4 separate regions of the Homo sapiens genome follow, and regions 1, 2 and 4 are each linked to region 3. A link is a contact called in ENCODE Hi-C or POLR2A ChIA-PET data. All regions are on one chromosome and are shown on one strand. Each heading gives the region's core, a stretch centred on a gene start or an enhancer-like site at or near the end of the contact. The rest is flanking DNA. Distances are from core to core; before and after follow the strand shown. Region 1 overlaps ANKRD22 (ankyrin repeat domain 22). Region 2 has its middle 160 kb from the start of PTEN. Region 3 overlaps RNLS (renalase, FAD dependent amine oxidase). Region 4 holds the start of STAMBPL1 (STAM binding protein like 1).

Region 1 (4,840 bases), core at 1,708-4,207, 440 kb after region 3:
GGACAGTCTTTTTATAAGAGTGATACAACTGGGAAGGGAGAACGCTGTTTCAGAAGATAACTCAGATCCTCTTCTTCAGGAAAGACTGAGTTTGGAACACCAGGGCTTTTTTTTTTTTTTTTTTTTTTGAGACAGGGTCTCGCTGTGTTGCCCTGGCTGCTCTCAAACTCCTGAGTTCAAGTGATCCTCCCACCTCAGCCTCCCAAGTAGCTGGGATTACAGGCATGTACCACTGTGCCTAGCTGAAACATCAGTTTCTGACTGAAGTGGAGACTACAACAACTTTAGTGTTTCCCTTAGAAGGATTACGGCCATGGTGAACTTGACTGAGTAAACAATGCTATAAATAAAAAGCTCTTCCAAAACATTAACCATGGTAAGCATCATTATCCCCATAAAATGGTGGCATCCAGGTTAAATGGCCCACAGACCAAAAGTCTAAAATGAAGATAGAATCCAGTCGTTAACTTTTTCTGTATCTCCATCGGTGTGGTCACAAGGATTACAATGCTTTCCTTAGCATTAATTCAATCTGGGAAAATTTTAATCTCCGTGCAATATCCAGTGAGCTCTCACCATGCTGAGGGGGGAAAAATATACAGTTATTTCCAATAGAGTGCCCAAGATCTCGTACGTAGCTTAGACCAATTGACTCTCTGTGTTGGCAAGGGCTTTAAAAGGCAATCAGTCCTAATAGTAATAGGATAACTTCATTCCTTAATGAGGATGATTAATTTTACTGTTGTTTACGTCAGAGGCAAATAATTTACTTCAACATAAGGCCTAGATTAGAAGATGCTGCTGCTAGAGGAACCTCAGACCACGGTCCACCCTCCCTTACCTTATTCTTTATTGTGGGGTCTGCACGGGCTTCCAAGAGCAGAGGGATAAGAGACTGGTTTTTCATTTCACAGGCATAATGTAATGCGGTACAGCCATACTGAAACACAAAGGGCCAAAACTTCAGCTCATAAGTCGGGCCCTCCACAGACCATAGCATGTGGCTTCATTGGCAAATCCTTTTCACACTTTGTAGTATACAACTAAGCAGAAAAATAGTCTGCAAACCATTGATAGACAACTATTTCTAGTACTTAAAAAATTTTTCGCCGGGCGCGGTGGCTCACGCCTGTAATCCCAGCACTTTGGGAGGCCGAGGCGGGCGGATCACGAGGTCAGAGGATCGAGACCGTCCTGGCTAACACGGTGAAACCCTGTCTCTACTAAAAGATACAAAAAATTAGCCGGGCGCGGTGGCGGGTGCCTGTAGTCCCAGCTACTCCGGAGGCTGAGGCAGGAGAATGGCTCGAACCCGGGAGGCGGAGCTTGCAGTGAGCCGAGATTGCGCCACTGCGCTCCAGCCTGGGCGACAGAGCGAGACTCCGTCTCAAAAAAAAAAAAAAAAAAATTTCTTCTCTGTCTCAATGTATATGTATGTTAGTGTCATATAAGCCATCAATCTCTGCCTTTTTGTTTTCCATTTTCTGTTCTAAAGAATGCAACTTAAAAAAGCTGATGCTGAATTGTGCCAAAGTTTCTTTGTCGCATGCTATATGCCTCGGTGATCATCACCTTGATCATGTCACCATCTTTCCCTTAAAGAGTCTCCACATGGCCCTTTACATAAACATTATCCTCTATGGTTTTGGTGATGATTCCTACTGAAGAAGTCGGGTGCTCTTGCTGCAGGACACCTGCAAGATCAGTGCAGTTCTACAGAGACATTTCCCAAACGTGATTTGTTATAGCTTATATTATGTGTTATAAGCTAGTGCATCTACTCTGTTGGTACTAATTTAAAACACTACAGGTCAAAAAAATTATAGCTAGGGCATTAGTGTCCAAAATTTGGCCTTTGGAAAAGTAGCCAAGCAACCATGGTGCTGGTGAGTGAAGAAATAGTACCTTTGGCTATCAAGACAGGTTTAGCTCTGGATCCCATTCCCTAGAAACACCTCTAAAATTATAGGAGATCATGTTGCAATTATTTATTTTTATTAAGTGGTGGCATGACAAATGGAAGTTCTGGCTCTGAATTTTGTCATGTGAAATAGAGTCTAATTATCCAAAAATACAAAACACTGTCTTACCTAGAAAGTAGATTTTAATACTCAGATAGTTTTTGAAAAAATTTTGGTATTAGAAGTGGTGTCTGTGTGTGTACCTGCATGTGTCTCAAACTCCTGAGTTCAAGGGATCCTCCCATCTCAGCCTTCCAAGTAGCTGGGACTACAGGCTAGTGTCACTGTGCCTAGCTGAAGGAATGCAATATCTCTATCTAGAGAGAGAAATACACATAAATTGCTGAGAAAATATCCTAGAGAAATTTTGGTCACAGGCAGGAATATTAAATCTATTGAATTTAAATGAAAAGACCAAGAAAAACCTTCAACAAACTTTTAACTTCATCTTTAATAATCTCTTACTTAATATATTTCAAAGCTATCTAAAGAAATGGTAATGCACAGTAACTGTCAATACAAATTTATCCAAAAGTTCTATTTGAAATAAAAGGGAATATAAATTTCATAAAGTTATTTTCTTTTGCTCTCTCTCTCTCTCTCTCTCTCTCTCACACACACACACACACACACACACACACACAACTGCCTGCATTTAAACATGATACCAGCATAGGCAAAACCGAAATGATGTAAATAATTGATAGAAACAGGAATGGGGCCATGGTCTCTATCATAAAACAATGGTAATACACACAGATGTGCACACACGTAAAATATGTTAGGCATCACAAATAGAATGTTAGTATTTTGGAATCAAATTTCCACTTGCCTACTTTTTCAATAAGGAACTGGGAATCCAAAATTTTATTCAATCACCATAAGCAAAACACCATAGAAATAAACTTTTGTCTTTCTGTGATCATTGAGAAAGAAAGATGAGTGCAAGAGCACAGAGGTGAAAGTGAAAACAACACCTTATGCTCATAAACAGGAAGAAGTGAGCGGATGCTGCTACTGTTGTTATCACTGCTCTTACCATCAGTGGGATTTTTCTTTGACCTTTGTCTTATTTATCTGTAGTTTGCACACGGGGCCTCTCATCAGTGGGTTGGGATTTTGGCTGCAGTGGCAGCTGTTGCCATTCAATGAGCACTTACTACATTCTGAGCATGTGCTAAGTGCTTTACATGAACAAGCCCAATGAGATAAGTATTATCCATATCCCCATTTTACCGATGAGGACACTGAAAGTAAAATAAGTTTACAACTTGCTCAAACTCATAGAAGTAAAAAGTGGCAAGCCCAGAGTTTACTCATGGGCATTCTCACTCCAGCTTCTTAACTATTATGGCTGGTATTTTGTTATCGGAGCCTTAGTTTTCCTTAACGTCTCAACAACATTAAAGCCAATTATTTTAAAAATGCTTTATAATCAATAGAGGTATTATTCCCATGAGTTCAGCAGAATATAAATAACCTCAAGGTTGCCTGTCAGTGGGAAAAAAAAGGAGAAAATAAAAGAAAACTAAATGTAAAATTGTCTAGGAAAATAAAGCAACTGTACAGATGACAAATACGCTACCTACAAATACCATTTTGAATATTTTTTCAAAATGGCTAAAAGTATAAACTTACACAATCTGTAGCATTAACTTCGACGCCAGCATCAAGTAGCATTCGTACAAGAGCCTCATTCTGCTTTGTCTTTGATACCTATTACAAATGGTAATTATAAGAAAGGCTTATTTACAAATAGTTTCTCCAATTTATGCCTGAGACTATTTAATCAATAGGCTTCATTTTAATCCCAACACTCCTATGCATGCATGCACCCTTCCTAAAATTTCCCCCAGCTTCTCACTCACTCTAATATCAATTAATTAAAGCCAGGTTCTCAGACTGTGGTCCTGAAGTAGCGGCACTGACACCTAAGAACCTTAGAAATGTACTTCTCAGGTCCCACCCCAAACCTACCTAATTCCACTGAGGATGGGGCCTAGTACCTGTCTTTCCCTTCCTGGCTCAAAGCTGTGCAATTACTTCCCATTGCTCTGAGGACAAAAGTAAACTCTTCAGCATGACCTACAAAGCCCCGTATGTTTTGGCTCCACGTATGGCCCTGCCCTGGCCTCTCTCTCACTCTGCGCCTCCTGGCTCACTCTGTTCTACTTACATTGGCCTTTGTTAATCTTTCATTCTCAGAGAATCATTGCACAGGAAGTTCCTTCTGCCTAGAAGCCTCCTCCCTCTCTTCTTTGCCTGGCATATTCACCTTTCATTCATCAGCCCAAGTCCCTCTTTCTCTAAGAAGCTTTCCCTGACCCACCTGACCAGGTGAAATCCCTCTTTTTTAGCTATCCTAACACCAGTCGCCTTTCTGTATCACCCGCTTTATGGTAATTTTACATGTGTTTGTGCCATTTGATTAATGACTCTCCCCACCACCCTCTAACTCTCATGGGGTAAAAAACTATGCCTATTTTGTTCATCATTGTGTCCCTAACAGCTAGCACAGCGTCTGGCACATAGTAGGTCCATAATAAACATACGTTAAAGAATTGAACAAATTAATGAAATGAACTAGGACTCCTCAGAAATTCACTTTTCCTTCCCAGTCTCCTGAGCTTCTGACCACAAGCCTGTTGGAGTCTTCCCCAACTTCCAGTCTCCTGAAGAGGCAAAGCTCTCCCTGCTCAGCTGGGTATAGCCCTGGAGTTCAACCCTGTCATCACCTGGGAAGCTCCATCCAGTTCTCTCTCCTTAGGCTTCCCTCTTGTGTCACCTCCTAAACTGCCTTTCTCTGCCTACTTTTCTCTGAAATAACCCAATGCTTTCCTCTCTCCTCCCCTATCATTTCCTCTCATGTCACTTATTTG
Region 2 (5,069 bases), core at 1,623-4,122, 360 kb before region 3:
TACTTACCAAATCAGCCCATGAAGTAGATGGGTTTGTTAAAATGTATTTGCTGACTGGCAACAGAAAAGCCAAAAAAATATATACTGGCTTAAACAAGTAAGGAGGTTATTTATATCATGCTACAAAAAGCCTAGAGTTTGTTGCCCTGGTTAGGACCACCTGGGACACAGTCTCCTCCATATTTCTGCTCTACAGCCCTTAGCTCCACAGTCATAGTTGCTGCCCATTCAAGCATCACATCTGTGTGTAAAGCAGGATGAAGGATGGTGTAACGGGCGTGGGGCACTTATATAAGAAAAGGAATGTTTTCCCAGAAATTCAAGAATACTTCCTCTTATATACTATTAGCCAGAACAATGTCAGTAGGCTACCATCAGCTTTAAGGAAGCCAGTTGCTTGAGCATTTTAGCTGGGCACATTGTTACCCTGAACAAAACTGGGGCTCTATAAGAAGGAAAAATGAGGAGAGAACTTACATTGGGAACATAAATAGCAGTGTCTGCCATGGTGGGTTGACTATGTCATTTTACAGATAATAAACTGAGGCTCAAAGAGGTTAAATGGTTTGCTCAATTTATCATACAACCAGCAAATAGCAGAGCCAGGGTTAAAACCCAGATGTGAGTGAATCCAAAGTTTTTACTCGTAACTCCCATTCATTACTGTCATGTGGCGCTTCAAATGAATGATATAAATAACTTGATGGTAAATGCAGGGTGGGAGTAGATCAATACGATTTTGGTAGGTAGAAAATAGGGAGTAAAATCATGCAGAGAGAAAGATTTTTCCTACTGTTGGAGGCCTTTGGGGGACAGGAAAAAGTCCAAATTGATTATCAGAGAGTTATTGTTAGGGAAGAATGGGAAGAAAGCTCAGAAAGAAGTGCTGGGACACCAGGCTTCCTTGATAGCTCCCAAGTAACAAGTCCAAAATGGAATTTCTGATTTCTCTGTTCCCTAATCCACTTTATTCTCCATCTTTTCCCATCTCAGTAAAATTCACATTTATATGCCCAGCTGGTTAAACAGAAAATCTGAGGGTTGACATTCATCCTTCTGTTGCCCTCACTCTCACATCTGCAAGTTCTGAAGTATTTACCTCCAAAATATCTCTCACTATGTCCTTTCTGTCACTATCTCTGCCCCTTGCTCATCCAGCTTGCCACCAGCGTGTGCTTGAGAATGGAAACAGCCTCCTCCTAATGGGTCTGCTTGCTTCTTCTCTTGTCTCCTTTAGCCAGTTCTCCACTTGGCAATCTTGAATGAACTTTAAACATTGTAAGCCAGATCATATGACAGCATCCACTTAAAACCCTCCTGTGGTTTTTGTTGCACTTGGAAAGGACCCCAACTATGTCTTTGGCTTAGACCCCAGCTTTGTTTGTGACCCTGCACAGTCTAGTACTTCCTTACCTTTCCAATCCCATCTTGCACCGCATTCACCTTTGCTCACTCTTGGGCTCCAATTACAGTAGCTTCTTTGCAATTGTTGAAATGCTTCTTGCCTTGCCCAAGATCCTTCTTTATGGTTTGGAGTACTTTACCCCTGGTCAACTCCTGTTTCTTCATATTTATGCTTAAACATCATCTCCTCAGGCGGGGTTCCCCACGTGCTCTCTCTAAATCCAGTCCCTCTTGTTCTTCTCTATCAGAAACTTAATGATTTCATTTTTTTTCACATTCAGATTACTTTCCTACATATGTAATTATACCTTTATTTGTTATTTGTTTACCTTTTTCTGGTCTGTCTCCCCTGCCCCCTATTAAGAACAATGAGGGCAGAAGCTGTATTTGTTTTGCTGCTGCTATATATCTGGTAACACAGTGCTTGGCACAGAGTAGGTGCTCAATAAATGTTTGAATGAATGAATGAGTGAATGAATAAACAACTGACAAGATTGACTTGGCAAAGTCTCAAATGCCAGTAGAATGTGTTGCACACACAATTAGAAATAAAGCTTGTGGGCCGGGCGCGGTGGCTCACTCCTGTAGTCCCAGCACTTTGGGAGGCTGAGGCGGGAGGATCATGAGGTCAGGAGATCGAGACCATCCTGGCTAACACGGCGAAACCCTGTCTCTACTGAAAATACAAAAAATTAGCTGGGCGTGGTGGTGGGCACCTGTAGTCCCAGCTACTAGGGAGGCTGAGGCAGGAGAATGGTGTGAACCTGGGAAGTGGAGCTTGCAGTGAGCCTAGATTGCGCCACTGCACTCCAGACTGGGCGACAGAGCCAGACTCCGTCTCAAAAAAAAAAAAAAAGGAAATAAAGCTTGTGGCCGGGCACGGTGGCTCACGCCTGTAATCCCAGCACTTTGGGAAGCTGAGGCAGGCAGATCACCTGAGGTCAGGAGTTCGAGACCAGCCTGGCCAACATGGTGAAACCTCATCTCTACTAAAAATACAAAAATTAGCTGGGCGTGGTGGCGGGCGCCTGTAATCCCAGCTACTTGGCAGGCTGAGGCAGGAGAATCACTTGAACCTGGGAGACGGAGGTTGCAGTGAGCCGAGATAGTGCCATTGCACTACAGCCTTGGGGACAAGAGCAAGACTTTGTCTCAAAAACAAAACAAAAACAAAAACAAAAACAAACAAACAACAACAACAACAAAAAATCACAAAAGAAATAAAGCTTGTTAAAGCAATGTTTGACAAGAAGGATTCATTTTATTTACGAGAATCAAATCCAAATGGCAGGTGGGGGATGTCTCTATAGCAGTTACCAGGATGGTCTCTGATAATTTTATGGAAACAATAAGAACTACATGTATTTAATTCTATTTTAATTTAACCATTCTATGTTCAGGGGGTAGAATTTTGATGATGACAACTACTTCCTCTTCCCTGGAGCACTGTTGAGAAACATTGCCCAGTGTGGCCCTGGGGAGCAGTTTCTGTTCTGGCCTGATCTGGATTCCTCTTCTCCCAGCTTCTGCTGACCTCCTTCTGACTCTGATGCTGGTCCTTAACCGACACTTGTCCTTAACCTACGCTGCCTGCTCAGGAATCAGTCACTTCCTTCTTTCAGGGTCTTTATTACTTACTATTTGCGGATGATTCTTGGTGTCTGAAATGTGATTGCTCAAATTTCACTTTACATAAGTCTGCACCAGTTGATATTTAGAAAAGTTTTACTTCCCTCTAATATATGCGCAAAAAACTGCCTGCTTGTTCAACATCTATACCTGAGTTCTTTGCCTCAGTAATAACAAGGATGATATCTACAGCAATAGTAACATAGCTTCTACTATTTAGTACTTACTATGTAAAAGGCATTGTGCTACTCCTTTGAGTAATTAACTTAATATTTTCCACAGGTGAAGAAGCTGAGGTATACAGCATGTATTAAATAGAGTGTGATAACTACTGTAACACACAAAGCCTTATTTTATTGCTCATGTCCATGTACCTTAGTGGTCAAGGGTGTCTACTCCACATAGTTATTCACGGATTCAGGCTCCTTTCATATGGGTCTCAGAATCCTCCCTTAGGTCCTCTGAATCTGGTGGCACTGACAAGACAAAGGAGAGAGGAAGTGGAGATCATACAAAAGGGTTTAGAACCCAGGCCTAGAAGTAGTGTATTCCTTCTGCTCAAATTTTATTGGCCAGGAATCAATTACATGCCTTTGTTGAAATGCAAGGGGGCTGGGAAATATAATCTTCTTATACACCTAGGAGAAGAGGAAACAATTTTGGTGAGTATCTAGCCAGTCTCTGCCACACAGAAATTAAACAACTTGTCATACAATAAATAAGTGCAGATCTGGGACTCAAATACATATTGGTTGGACTAGAAGCCTAAGCTGTTAGGCACATGTCTATCCTCTCTTTACCTGTATATGTACATTTTTTAATATAAAAACTTTTATATATATATGAAAATACATTTTTAAAGACTGTGCTGCAGCCACATGGTGAAAGCAAGTTTATAGTCTGCTCTTCGTCAGGAAGACTCACTACCTGATTAAGGGCCAGGCTGAAAATGTCTTCTTTGATGAGACAGAAAAATGCATGCTGTGACACTTCCTGTGTGAAGCCATATAACCTTCCTTTTCATGTCAGCAGCTCAGGGATCCTGTTCCTGCTTAACCTATTCCAGCCAGAGATCATGAGATCATATTAGACTAAGGACTTTGGACCTTATCCTGTGGCCAGCCTGCTAATGAAACTCTTAACTGGATGCATTTAAAATGCAAGTGATAGTCTCTCTTTGCTGTATGGGGAGGGCCTTACACCAGTGTAATGGGTATAACTTTGTTCTATAAGTTCAGGTGTGTAAAAAATGTACTTTACATTTTCCTTTAACTCAAATTACCATATTTTATTAATTCCAATACATGCCTTTTTGTATGCTAACATCTCTGAAATGTGGATCTAATAATTGATGGCATGTTTGAATTGCTATTTGCTGGGTGGCAGTGCTGATTTATTTGCCATTGTCTGTATGTGTGTGAACATGGTCATAGGTATTTAGATATTGTTACCTCTTTAGTTGAATAATATGCACTGTTGGTATTACCCAGGCAGAGTTTAGTTGCTGTTTGCAATATTTTCAAAAAGATTATCCTGAGTTTCAGCAATGAAATGAAAACTTATAATGAACAGAAAGGCTCAGAAACAGTAGTGGAGTGTAAATATAGTAAAGCAAAAAAAAATTATAAGAATCACTTCAAAGCTACAGTGTCATACAGAGTAAGAGAATTAAATTACTATAAGTATACGAAACTGCGATACAGAGTTATGTTAAAAAGCATTGCATGTTAGTACATGCCAAGCAAGAGCGCACTCACATTAAACCTTTTTGTTTTTTTTGTTTTTTTTTTTCTTTGAGACGGAGTCTCCCTCTGTCGCCCAGGCTGGAGTGCAGTGGCACAATCTCAGCTCACTGGAAGCTCCGCTTCCCGGGTTCACGCCATTCTCCTGCCTCAGCCTCCTGAGTAGCTGGGACTACAGGCGCCCGCCACCGCACCTGGCTAATTTTTTGTATTTTTAGTAGAGACGGGGTTTCACCGTGGTCTCGATCTCCTGACCTCATGATCCGCCTGCCTCGGCCTCCCAAAGTGCTGGGA
Region 3 (5,211 bases), core at 727-3,226:
AAAAGGCAAATACCAAGAGAAGAATCTAATAGAATTCTTTAAGTGCTTTTTAAGTAATGATTGTGCTAAATTAAAATCATATGTTCATCAACAGATATTAGTATTTGACAGTATCTATTTGTGTGAAAAGATATTTTCAAAGACAAAATATGTAAAACCTCATTATGAATCAGCATTAACAGATGGGCATGGGCAATTGATTCTGATGATAGGAAGCACTAACTTTGAACCCCAATTAAGTGAAATGTTATCACTCTCCCACAATAAAAGAATTCAATTTTTCTCATCAGTAGACCTATATTATAGAAAATTATACTTAACTATTATTATCAAATTTTCCATTTTTGTCAATAAAGATTTATAGAAATTTGTTTTCTATCTTGTCATGTAATTGCCCACATAATATCCTTGATTTTGACTCTTGGCCTAAAAAGTCTAACATATTTACTTTTTGGGTCTTAACAGAAAAATGTTGCCAATCCCTGACATAGACTATTCTCTTATGTCCTTTATTGTCAAAGGTGTCTACTAAAGATAATTCTCAAAATAATTGTATAAGTTCATGTTTGTTGAGTGCTTACTATGTGCAAAGCTGTTTAAGTTCAGAGACTTTCTCAAGGTCAAACACTGGTAAATGAATTAACCATTATTTAGATGGTTAACAATGATATAGATAGTACTGTAGTTATAATTCCCATTTTACACATGAAAAAACTTAGGCTCAGAGAGGCTAAGTAATTCCTCAAAGCCACACAACCTAGGCTTTGCAGCCAGGAAGATGAGATTAAATCATGCTTAATTCCCTTACCAGTGTATGACCTTGGGAAAGGCTGTGAACTTCAATTTCTCTACACTATAAATTGAAAATTATAGTACTGACTATATCATAGGGTTGATTTCAATATTAGATTAATTACTATATAGAAAGCACTTAGAACAACTATAGCTCTAGTGTGGAGTAGTCAGAAATGGCCTGGAAGTTCATTTTTAGTAAAGAGATTAATAAAATAGTTTATTATGTACCAGGAGTTGATGGAGAACAGTTCCCAATTCAGCTGTCAATTTGAGCTTTTCGCTTATGAAATCTATGCTATTGAGTTGACGTTTGTTAAGGAAAAGAACCTAATGTCTGATAAACAGGCAAAAATTAACTATTACATTTAAATGTGACTATTGCAGATGTACTAAGTAGTTGAGAAAGCCAGTTGGGGTCATACTCACTTAGGCTTACACCTAGCTTTGCCTCCTTGTTAGCTGTGTGACCTTGGTCAAATCACTTAACCTTTCTGAGCTGAGGTACCCTCCTCTATAAAATGTGGATTTTAAGTAGGCTATTATAGAGGATGATGTGAGGATTTTAAAAGACCATGCATCAAAAGTACCTAAGATGAAGCCTGATTTAAGAATGAGCTCAGCAAATGCTAGCTCATTTCCTTGGATTAGCCTTTCTACACTGACCCAAGGCTTGCAAGGCAAAGCAAAACTAAATAAAAGCAAAATGAAGTTAAAAAGCCCAAACAAATAAAAACCAATTTGTTAATTGGGTGTTGGTGGATAAAAAGACTCTGAAAGTACATCCAGTCAAATTTGAATTTCAGGTAAACTATGAAATTATTTGTAGTATAAGTATATAAGTATGTAGTGTAAGTATCCCAAGCATTGCATGGGATATACTTACACTCACTAAATTCTTCACTGTTTATTCAAAATTCCAATTTAACTGGATGTCAGGTATTTCTATTTATTAAACCCGGCAGCCTAGACATGGTAGAATTTAGTAAGCCCAGACATGACAGACTCCTGAATAGCCAAGGCACAGAATTCAAAAGAGTCAAATGTGTTTCCAACTTGCTAACTGCAAAAGCATCAAGGAAAAGGTTGACCCCACCCTCTCTGTCTCTGCCAAGCAAAGAGCCCAGATGGGAAACCCCAGGTGAGTGATTTAGCCTCCTGTGCATACTCTATGGGATCCTGGTGCAGAGGTTGCTGGGAAAACCGTGGCAGCCTGCCCTAGGTTTTCCTTCGGGTGGGGCCCTGTGGTTATGGTGTGGTGACTCTTTGTCACGGTGCCCCTGCCACGCCCTGCTTAGTCCACCTGGTGGTTGGGGGTAGGGGAGAAGAGAAGTTACAGGCAGAAAAAAAGGACTTATCAATGTAACATATTTCTTAGGTGGTTTGTGCATTGCTGTTTGGGCTTGCAAAACTTTAATTATTACTTTGATGCAGAGTGGCTGCAGATTGTCACTGCCAGGCCTGATTTAATAGCCTGCTTGCACAAAGTCCGACAGAGATTGCTTTTGTTGCACTTTCTAACAGCTCGTGATGGTGGCTTTTTTACGTTAAGGAGGAAACTCTGTGGTTAAACTGTAGCCTAGGTATTTTTAGAGCCGTTACCATGTTAACCGAAATTTCGTACATTTCACCTGCAGGATATGCAGTCGTGCTTAGGGCCTTCCTTAAACTCTAACAAAAAATATAATTTAACAGTTGTTAATACTGTGCTTAGGACCAACTCCATGTTATCAGAAAAGCTACTGACCAAATACTGGACTGCTAAGAATCCTTTTTTTGGATGGGTGGTACTGTGCCATTAGAGAGTATTTTTTTTTCCTTGATATAAAACGAGTTGAAGGAACATAACCAAAAGGCTAAAATTGGTTAGTTCTAAAGGTCAGAGCCTGAAGGCAGTGACCCATTTGTTAATCATTAAGCTTTTCTAAGCCGTCTCTGACAGAATTCTGGCTTTCTGCCACTTCTCTGGTCATTTTAAACTGCAAATTCTTGTACTGTTTCAGTTTTTAAGTAGGTTTCAAAGGTTATGAGAAAGGCATAACTTGTTAGCTATTTTTCCTTATCAAACGTCTTTAGGGTTTTGGAAGGCAGAGCTGTTCTGTGTTAAGAGAATCCTCACAGCATACCCAGCCATACAGCATTTAAAGATGGACTCTTGGGTCCTCTGAAAAGGGTGGATTTCTAGCTATCATTCCCATGTTACTTAGTTTCCATAGATAAGCAGGATGTGAGGGCTGAGGACACCCACTTAGCCATTAGGTATTAGTTCCCAAATCACTGCTATCTCAGGGTAGTTGTCTCCAATAATCCCAGCACTGAAAGTTCAAAAAACAGGAGCAAAATAACCACAATGTATTTATCATCTTCTGTCATCAGTTATAAAGTGGAAGTACTTTAAAATATTTTGAATGCATTTTTGTAAAGCCCAGTGAGGTTCCAGTGCTATGACGTTTCATTGCCAGAAAACTCAATGCCAGTTTATGCTCTAGTCCATCTGAATAAAAAGTGATCTGTACACCCAAAACACATAAACAGAACTAAATTTTATGTAGCCAAGGGACATTAAGCTGCTAAAACATTTGCTTCAATATTGAACATGGAATAGCTGTCCTCTATTTCTCAAGGGAAAAAATATACAGTCAAACCTTGCTTATCCATAACCCAAACTTCCGGAAGCCTTAAGTATTTGGAACTGCTCCAAACCCAGAAGAGGGGAGGAGTGAGAGGAATAGAGTGGGGGTGGGAGAAGTGGGGAGCAGAGAGAGACAGAGAATGAACTAGCGGAAAGCAAGCAAGTCAGCTTTTAGAAGTAGACCTGAAGCCCTAGCAACACTGAAAAGAGACCTGGAGCTTACATCTGATTGGCTTTCCAGCCAGAAGGAATAGAGAGCTCTGATTGGCTGGTGATGATGTCTCCAAATAACCAGCCTTTTTCAGGAAAGCAAATTTATGTGGCAGAAAGGACAAGAGACAGAAGAAGCACGCAAGAAGAAAAGCGAGGAGAACAGAGCAAAAAAAAAAAAAAAAAAAAAAGGAAGATTATTTGTTACAGTGGTGGAGACTGAGACAAAAATGAGAATAACAAGCCTATTTACGTAACTGCTTACAGTTTACAAAGTGCTTTTACATGTAATCATTGATATTGTCTTTACAAAGACCTGCAGGGCTCCCAGAAGTTAAATGGCATGCCCCAGGTCACCCAGCTAGTAAGAAAAATAGTGCATGTCTTCTGGCTAAAAATCTAACACTTTTGATATGGAGCAGGTGTTGTGGAGATAATGATTTAGAGTTGTCCTGTAGGACAGAGGGAAGCAAATGCTCTGACAGCAGAAAAGAAAATCAGAAGGCACGTCAGCCTGTAGTTTAGCGGGCAATGCAGACAGGAGTGAAGGGCTCCCTGTTCTTCACGACCACACACCTTGAAAACATAGATATAGGAAACATCTCTGTGGGTATTTGGAAGGGGAGATGGTTGTGGTACAAATGAAACCTATGTCTAGAGGGCTCAGAGGGCAGTCCTGAATATATTTCCCTGGGGTGTATCACAGTCGCCTTTCATTTAACACGTAGAAGTTGGATACCTAATTATTCCTTCCATCTATCCTTGAAAGCTGTTCCTTCCTCAGGCTTAGTCGACAACATAACCATTCACCCAGTTGCTCAAGCTAAGAACCTGTAAGTCATCTTTGTCTTAATTTTCTTTCCATGTTTAATTTATCAGCAAGTCCTGTAGATTCTACTTCTAAAACACACCTTGAATAAGGCTACTCTGTTCATCTCCATAATCACCATTGTTTTCTCCTTCTGAGCCACTGCAATAACTTGCTATTTGGTTTCAATACTTTCTGGCACCCTGTCTTCCCCAGCTCTTGCCTCCTTCCCTTGAAATCCATTCTCTGGACTATGCCATCCTGCTTAAAACATGCCTGAGAATAATTCAAAATCCTTCCCAGGATCTGGCCCCAGTTTAATTTGCCTCACTCTGCCTAGGACTCACTGTTCTAGCTATGGAGGCCTCCTTTTTGTTATCAGAACACAGCACAGTCTTTCCAGCTGAAGAGACTTAAATATTTTGCTGGTCCCTGTCTCCATGTTATCACATGGCTAGCTCTTTCTCCTATCTCATGCTATCTACACAGACAGTCCTACTCTCACAAGCTGTGTGAGAGTTCCCTTCATTCTCATAGAACCTTTTTATTAACTTTCTGTGACCTCTCAAACTGAAATTACTTATGTTTTTATTTGATTCCTTGTTTATCATCGTCTTTTTATATGACTTCCCCCTACTAGTAATCAAACTCCATTAAGACAAGGATCAGGTCAATTGCCCTCATCACTGTATCCCCAGAGCTTACAACGTGGTACACAGGAGATACTCAATAACTATGTGTCGAATGAATAAGTGAATAAATATCAGGG
Region 4 (4,737 bases), core at 1,513-4,012, 490 kb after region 3:
AACAACAGGATGGTCACCTGTTAGACCTTCCAGGCACTGGGCCAGTCCCTGTTGGCTGAGTAAACCCTAGTTTCAATCCACCTGTGGGTATGAAGACCTGCTTCCAGTGAGTTATTGGCTTCCCTAAGAAGCAGGCATCGCACTTCAGCAGACACTACAGTGACACTTGATTTCCTCCCTAAAATCACTGAATGGTGGCATGCTGCTCTCTGAGAAGTTATGTCGTGCCACTGTGAAGATCTAGATACAAGCACAGAAAGCTCAGCTCCCTCAGAAAGCAGGCTTCCCCTGTGCACACTACTGAGGATCCGTGAAGGAACATGGTCACTGTCTCCAGTCCAGCTTCCAGTACTGGAGTGGAACCCAGTAGGCACTATCAGGAATGAATTTCACTACAAGTGTGGTCAACTCTGATTTTCAAGGGAGTAATTACTTGCAAATTATACCCTTGCTGAATTCAGGAGGTCCGAAACCCTGTTCTACCATATCAGAAAATAGCCCAGGATTTCCTCACTGCTCTGCCTTCATGTATTCTGTAACTTGAGCCCTCATTTTCTCATCTGCAAAATAATAGTGCTTATGTGTATTTGCATATAGATTTGAAATCTTCATTCAAGGTTTAGTAGGGTAAAATTGTCTCAAAAATAAGAGAAACAAAAGTTCTGGAGCAAAAAGAAATCTGGATTTTAAATTACTATTGAGATTGAATCTTTAAAAATGCAAGTAAAACTATAGGTCACTTAAAAATTCTCTAAGATAAAAGTTGTATAAATACACTGGTGCTTGCTCTTCATTAACTCAATTAATAAAAGGGAAATAAATCACACCTAAAGTTGCTATATCAGAGTTCTTGGTCACAACGCTGAAATCATTTCTGGCTAACTGAATCAGAAGAGAAATATATTGGAAAGTCGTTAAGTAGCATACCAAAGAGACAGGAAGTTTGGCAAATAAGTCTCCTTACACAGGAAGGGAAGCTTAGCAGCTGAAATTACAACAGGTGGGTCATCACACCATTCAAATAGCTCACTTAGGACACCACTGACATTGCCGCAGTGTTACCTCTGGCACTACTGTCCCTGAACACAAAACCCACTTCACAGATAATGGAGACATTTCTAAAATGTTTCTTCTTGAAACACATAATCCAGATTCAAATAACTGTACAGGAGTCTCTGAGGCTGATGTTGGGTCACAAAATGGTACTCTAGCCGCTGGGGAGCAGGGGACGATGGGTATTGGGCCATTTTGGCTTTTATGAGAATTTGGATGCTAGATAGCAAGACCATGATCAATGACCACTCTAAATACGTACGTGGAATTTTTTGTTTCATAATGCTTTTTAGGAATCTGGCTAACCTTCTTAATTACCACTGAATTTTAAATTGTCCAGTAGGTCATGAGATTATCTGGTTCAATACTGCAAACTCAAATGCCTACCATATTCTCAAATGTCAGTGAGGTGGGGGTGTATGGGAGTGGTGGGGACTGTGGAAAACTGAAGAGTGTCTTCACAGTCTAAAGGCGACACCTGCTATTCAGCTTCAGCTGATGGTTGCTAGAACTCGCCATGGACCAAATGTCTGATGTTACGATTTTACAGAAAATGTGAAAAGTCTGAATTTCTGTGAAATTTCCTAACTTCAACATTTGGAACCAACTTAAAACTAAGCAAAACAACACTGTTGCTTCTTAAAAATCAAGGCTGCAGGCTGCCTCCAACAATCAAACTCTTCATTTAAAAAAAAAAAAAGAATCCAGGGAGATGAGGCTTAAGAAGGTGAAATGCTTGAGACCAAATAACTCAGTTGGTGGCTGAGCCAGGGCTAGAATTTTGGTTTCCAGAGGAAAGGCTAACTAAGAAAAGCCAGTGTTTCCCCACCCCACTCTGCAGCCATTTCTCTCACTTGGAAGTAAGCTCCCAACCAAGCTCAAGAAAAGCGACTCTATTTCATCCAGCAGCAGCAGTCTCCATAAAATGTTTATCAGTTAATAGAACCTGTGAAGCCAATAGAAACAGCTTTCAGTGTTGGATCAGAGTTTAAATTTCAGCTTCTACTGCTTTCTAGGTGAGTAACCTGGGATAAATTATTTTACTTCTCTGTCTCTCGTTCATGGAAAAAACAAAAACAAAAACAAAAAATGAGTCCCTTTTATATACAGGGTTGTGGCAGATGGACTAAGATTTTGTGTACCGACTGCCTGACACAGTGCCAGAACTGTAGTAAGAACACCACACGTGATAGTAACATAACATCCAGGAGATATTCTAATACTTCTTATTTTCCAAGTACACACAAATTGGGGGTAGGGGGAAGGGCTAAGATGCTTAATAGTGGGCGTAGCCAGTTGTGGATAAATATCAAAAAGGGAATCCTAACATGAAGTATAAGTGGGATTTTCACCAAAACCCTATCCTTCCCCAGACTCCAGTGACAGTTTAACGGTCAGCTGCATCAAGGCTTGTGTACTGTGCAGTCTTAAAAGGCACCACTCCTGTCCATCTCGGTGAAATTGATGGTGGAGCAAAAGGGAGTTTAGGTGGTTCCGGTCTGGGGAGAAGACGTGCAGGGTTTCAGATGCGAAAGTCGCACCCAACCGCTTCACTCGGGCTCTAGGCCATCCGCAGGGGCCCTGCTTCCTTCCACCTGCGAGCTTTTTCTGCAGAATGCGGGAAGCCGCCGCCGCCGCCACAGAGGAGGGGGCGGAGGCAGAGGCGGAGGCGGCACCCAGGGGCCGGGGCAGGGGAGGCCGGGACCATCGCAGTGACAATTTATTTTCCTGCAGCAGCGGCAGCAGGGACGGTTGCTGCAGGTTCGGGGTCGGCCGGCCTGCGCGTGGGCTTGCGAGGACGCTGTTCGTCCCCTGCGCTGGGGTGTCCGACAGCGAGGAGGAGAACGACGCACGGAGCCCGCGCGACTGGAACCAGCAAAGCTCCATCTGTCGGCAGAGGAGAAGGGGGAGGAGGCACGGCCGAGGCAAACGAGCGGACGCCTCGTCGCCGGGTGCCGGTATCACCCCGCTGCAACGCCTTCCAGCAAAAGCCACCGCGGCCCGGGTTGCAGCAGCCGGACGGATGCCAAGGCCACACGGCAGCCACGGGGGCAGCCGTCGCAGTCGCCGTCCCACACGGGCTGCGGACACCAAGGGTTGCTAGTGAGTAGCGGCGCGCGCGCGTGAGTGAGAGCGCGCACCGGACGGGGAAGTGCGCACGGCGGGTGCGTCTGCCTCGTGGCCTGGCGCGCGCCGGCCCTTCCGCTGGCAGCGTCCGGTCCCGGGCTGGCTCTAGGGGAGGAAAAAATGCACTTTGGCGGCTGATCGCTTCCTTCCTGCCAGTCATGCAATCGGCCGCCTCCATCGGCGCCGCCTGTATGCGCCCCTCCGCTGGGCCCTCTGGGTTAGTTTCACCTTGATAGGGAGGCAGGAAGACCTGGCTGCTGGTGGCAGGGCGGGACTCTGGCCGTGACCTATACGTGGGTGCGCCTGTTTTTTTGGTTCAGCCCTGGGTTGCAGCCTTGGAGATGATGTCGACCTTGGGAGAGACCACTGCACTGTCTCTAGCGGCGCGGTGTGGAGGAGGGAGGGGCGAGGGTTAGAAAAACGGACCTTTACCCCGGCCGAGCAGGTGCCATGCCTTTCCAGATGATGTTACTTTTATGCCCTTTATGAGCGACTAAGACATTGCCCCTCACCTGAATAACTTAAAGCTTTCGCTGAAAGCCCCCAGTGAGATGCACAAAGAAATGGAATGTCTCCAAAACATATTTTTTTCAGAACTTTCTCTAAAACAACCCACGCTGCTGATACCCCCAGAGCCTAAGGTGCCATAATTGCTGAAGTTTAAAAGAAAATTTATGTAAGGAATAAGTAATTCAGGAAACGGAACCCAATCTAGAGGTTTGAAAAAAAAAATCAAGTGCCTGGGAAGTGGGGTGGGGTGGCTTGCTTCCTGGAAATCAGTGTTCGGTAGTAAGTAAAAAAGACAGCTTTCAAAGTAAGCCCCAGTGAGCACACTGCTTTCCAAACATCTTGCTCATTACTGACAATAACATGAAGTCCTGGATTTTAAGCTATTTCCGAAGACATAATAGATATCACTAGGATGCTTGTTTATGGTCTCATGATTTAAGGCCCTGTCAAGGTCAATAACGTAGATTTGTTCCAGCAGATAAATTATACCTGAATGTTTGATTGTTCGTGTCAATTTTTTTGAGGGTAGGTTTTGACGGTTGTTTTACACAGAAATTAAGCCACCGTGTTTTGTTTTTATCCCGACCTTGTTTCCATTGGAAATTTTGTGTTTTCAGGATGGATGCTACATTGCACTTCAAAAATATACTCTGCCACTGGATTGTAGTGGGCATTGTGTAGCTACACTATACATATCTTTATTTTTAATACAAGTTAATGTGTCGCTGAGCAGTAGGCTCTTTTTGTTTACCATTTGCACCATGAGAGCTTCTCCATTCAAAGGCATAAAATGTTATTGGAATCTACCTGCAAAATGAATTGGCTGATTGTTTTCTGTTCAGACACAGATACAGCAAATTGCCACTAAGAATCTGCTTTTGCGTATACGTTGGCTGTAATTTATGTAGCAACTGGTTCTTGGGAATTTCAAGAAGAAACTTGTTTTCTTATCCTCACCTATAAAGTAAGCACCAAAATTTAAATTATAAGGCAGATAACCTAAGTCCTTTACCTCTATCTCAACCTTCAAGGCCTGTTTCTTGGTAC

What was found. A loop is a pair of places that touch in the nucleus more often than their neighbours do. ChIA-PET counts read pairs that join two places held with the same protein, here RNA polymerase II (POLR2A). Pooled maps may share reads with other maps.
Region 1: a loop to region 3 is called in a pooled map, with 3 times the contacts of the local background. The contact joins two enhancer-like sites. A Hi-C loop is called at or near these places in 2 of 168 maps with a recorded cell type or tissue (CD8-positive, alpha-beta T cell and naive thymus-derived CD4-positive, alpha-beta T cell) and 3 of 50 pooled maps.
Region 2: a loop to region 3 is called in a map of OCI-LY7, with 3 times the contacts of the local background. The contact joins two enhancer-like sites. A Hi-C loop is called at or near these places in 2 of 168 maps with a recorded cell type or tissue (OCI-LY7 and naive thymus-derived CD4-positive, alpha-beta T cell) and 3 of 50 pooled maps. POLR2A ChIA-PET finds 5 or more read pairs at or near these places in 2 of 52 experiments (MCF 10A and OCI-LY7).
Region 4: a loop to region 3 is called in a map of B cell, with 7 times the contacts of the local background. The contact joins the promoter of STAMBPL1 here to the enhancer-like site in region 3. A Hi-C loop is called at or near these places in 3 of 168 maps with a recorded cell type or tissue (B cell, OCI-LY7 and naive thymus-derived CD4-positive, alpha-beta T cell), 5 of 37 single-sample maps with no recorded cell type and 10 of 50 pooled maps. POLR2A ChIA-PET finds 5 or more read pairs at or near these places in 1 of 52 experiments (HEK293T).

The regions. Positions count from the first base shown.
Region 1 is chr10:88,822,439-88,827,278 of GRCh38, forward strand. ANKRD22 (ankyrin repeat domain 22) reads right to left here. Exons shown (of 6, transcript NM_144590.3): 4 at 3,600-3,677; 5 at 842-940; 6 at 1-580. The coding sequence ends at 503. Among named protein-coding and RNA genes, the nearest start is that of LIPM, 22 kb to the left of the region's middle. RefSeq lists an enhancer at 2,897-2,986. Within about 2 kb of position 2,958, at least 5 of the 41 ENCODE cell types and tissues checked have a DNase peak (open chromatin) inside an H3K27ac peak, as active enhancers do; they include CD8-positive, alpha-beta T cell, where a contact is called at or near this core.
Region 2 is chr10:88,024,764-88,029,832 of GRCh38, forward strand. No RefSeq gene overlaps it. Among named protein-coding and RNA genes, the nearest start is that of PTEN, 160 kb to the left of the region's middle. RefSeq lists a silencer at 2,844-2,893. Within about 2 kb of position 2,873, at least 6 of the 41 ENCODE cell types and tissues checked have a DNase peak (open chromatin) inside an H3K27ac peak, as active enhancers do; they include OCI-LY7, where a contact is called at or near this core.
Region 3 is chr10:88,383,700-88,388,910 of GRCh38, forward strand. The region is part of intron 4 of RNLS (renalase, FAD dependent amine oxidase); the gene reads right to left. Among named protein-coding and RNA genes, the nearest start is that of RNLS, 200 kb to the right of the region's middle. Within about 2 kb of position 1,977, at least 26 of the 41 ENCODE cell types and tissues checked have a DNase peak (open chromatin) inside an H3K27ac peak, as active enhancers do; they include B cell, CD8-positive, alpha-beta T cell and OCI-LY7, where a contact is called at or near this core.
Region 4 is chr10:88,877,483-88,882,219 of GRCh38, forward strand. It overlaps STAMBPL1 (STAM binding protein like 1), which reads left to right and starts at 2,763. Exons shown (of 11, transcript NM_020799.4): 1 at 2,763-3,156. It overlaps LOC124902551, which reads right to left and starts at 3,182. Exons shown (of 1, transcript XM_047426134.1): 1 at 2,252-3,182. The coding sequence starts at 2,940. The coding sequence ends at 2,413. It also overlaps the pseudogene PTCD2P2. RefSeq lists a silencer at 2,652-2,781 and enhancers at 3,362-3,471, 4,492-4,737.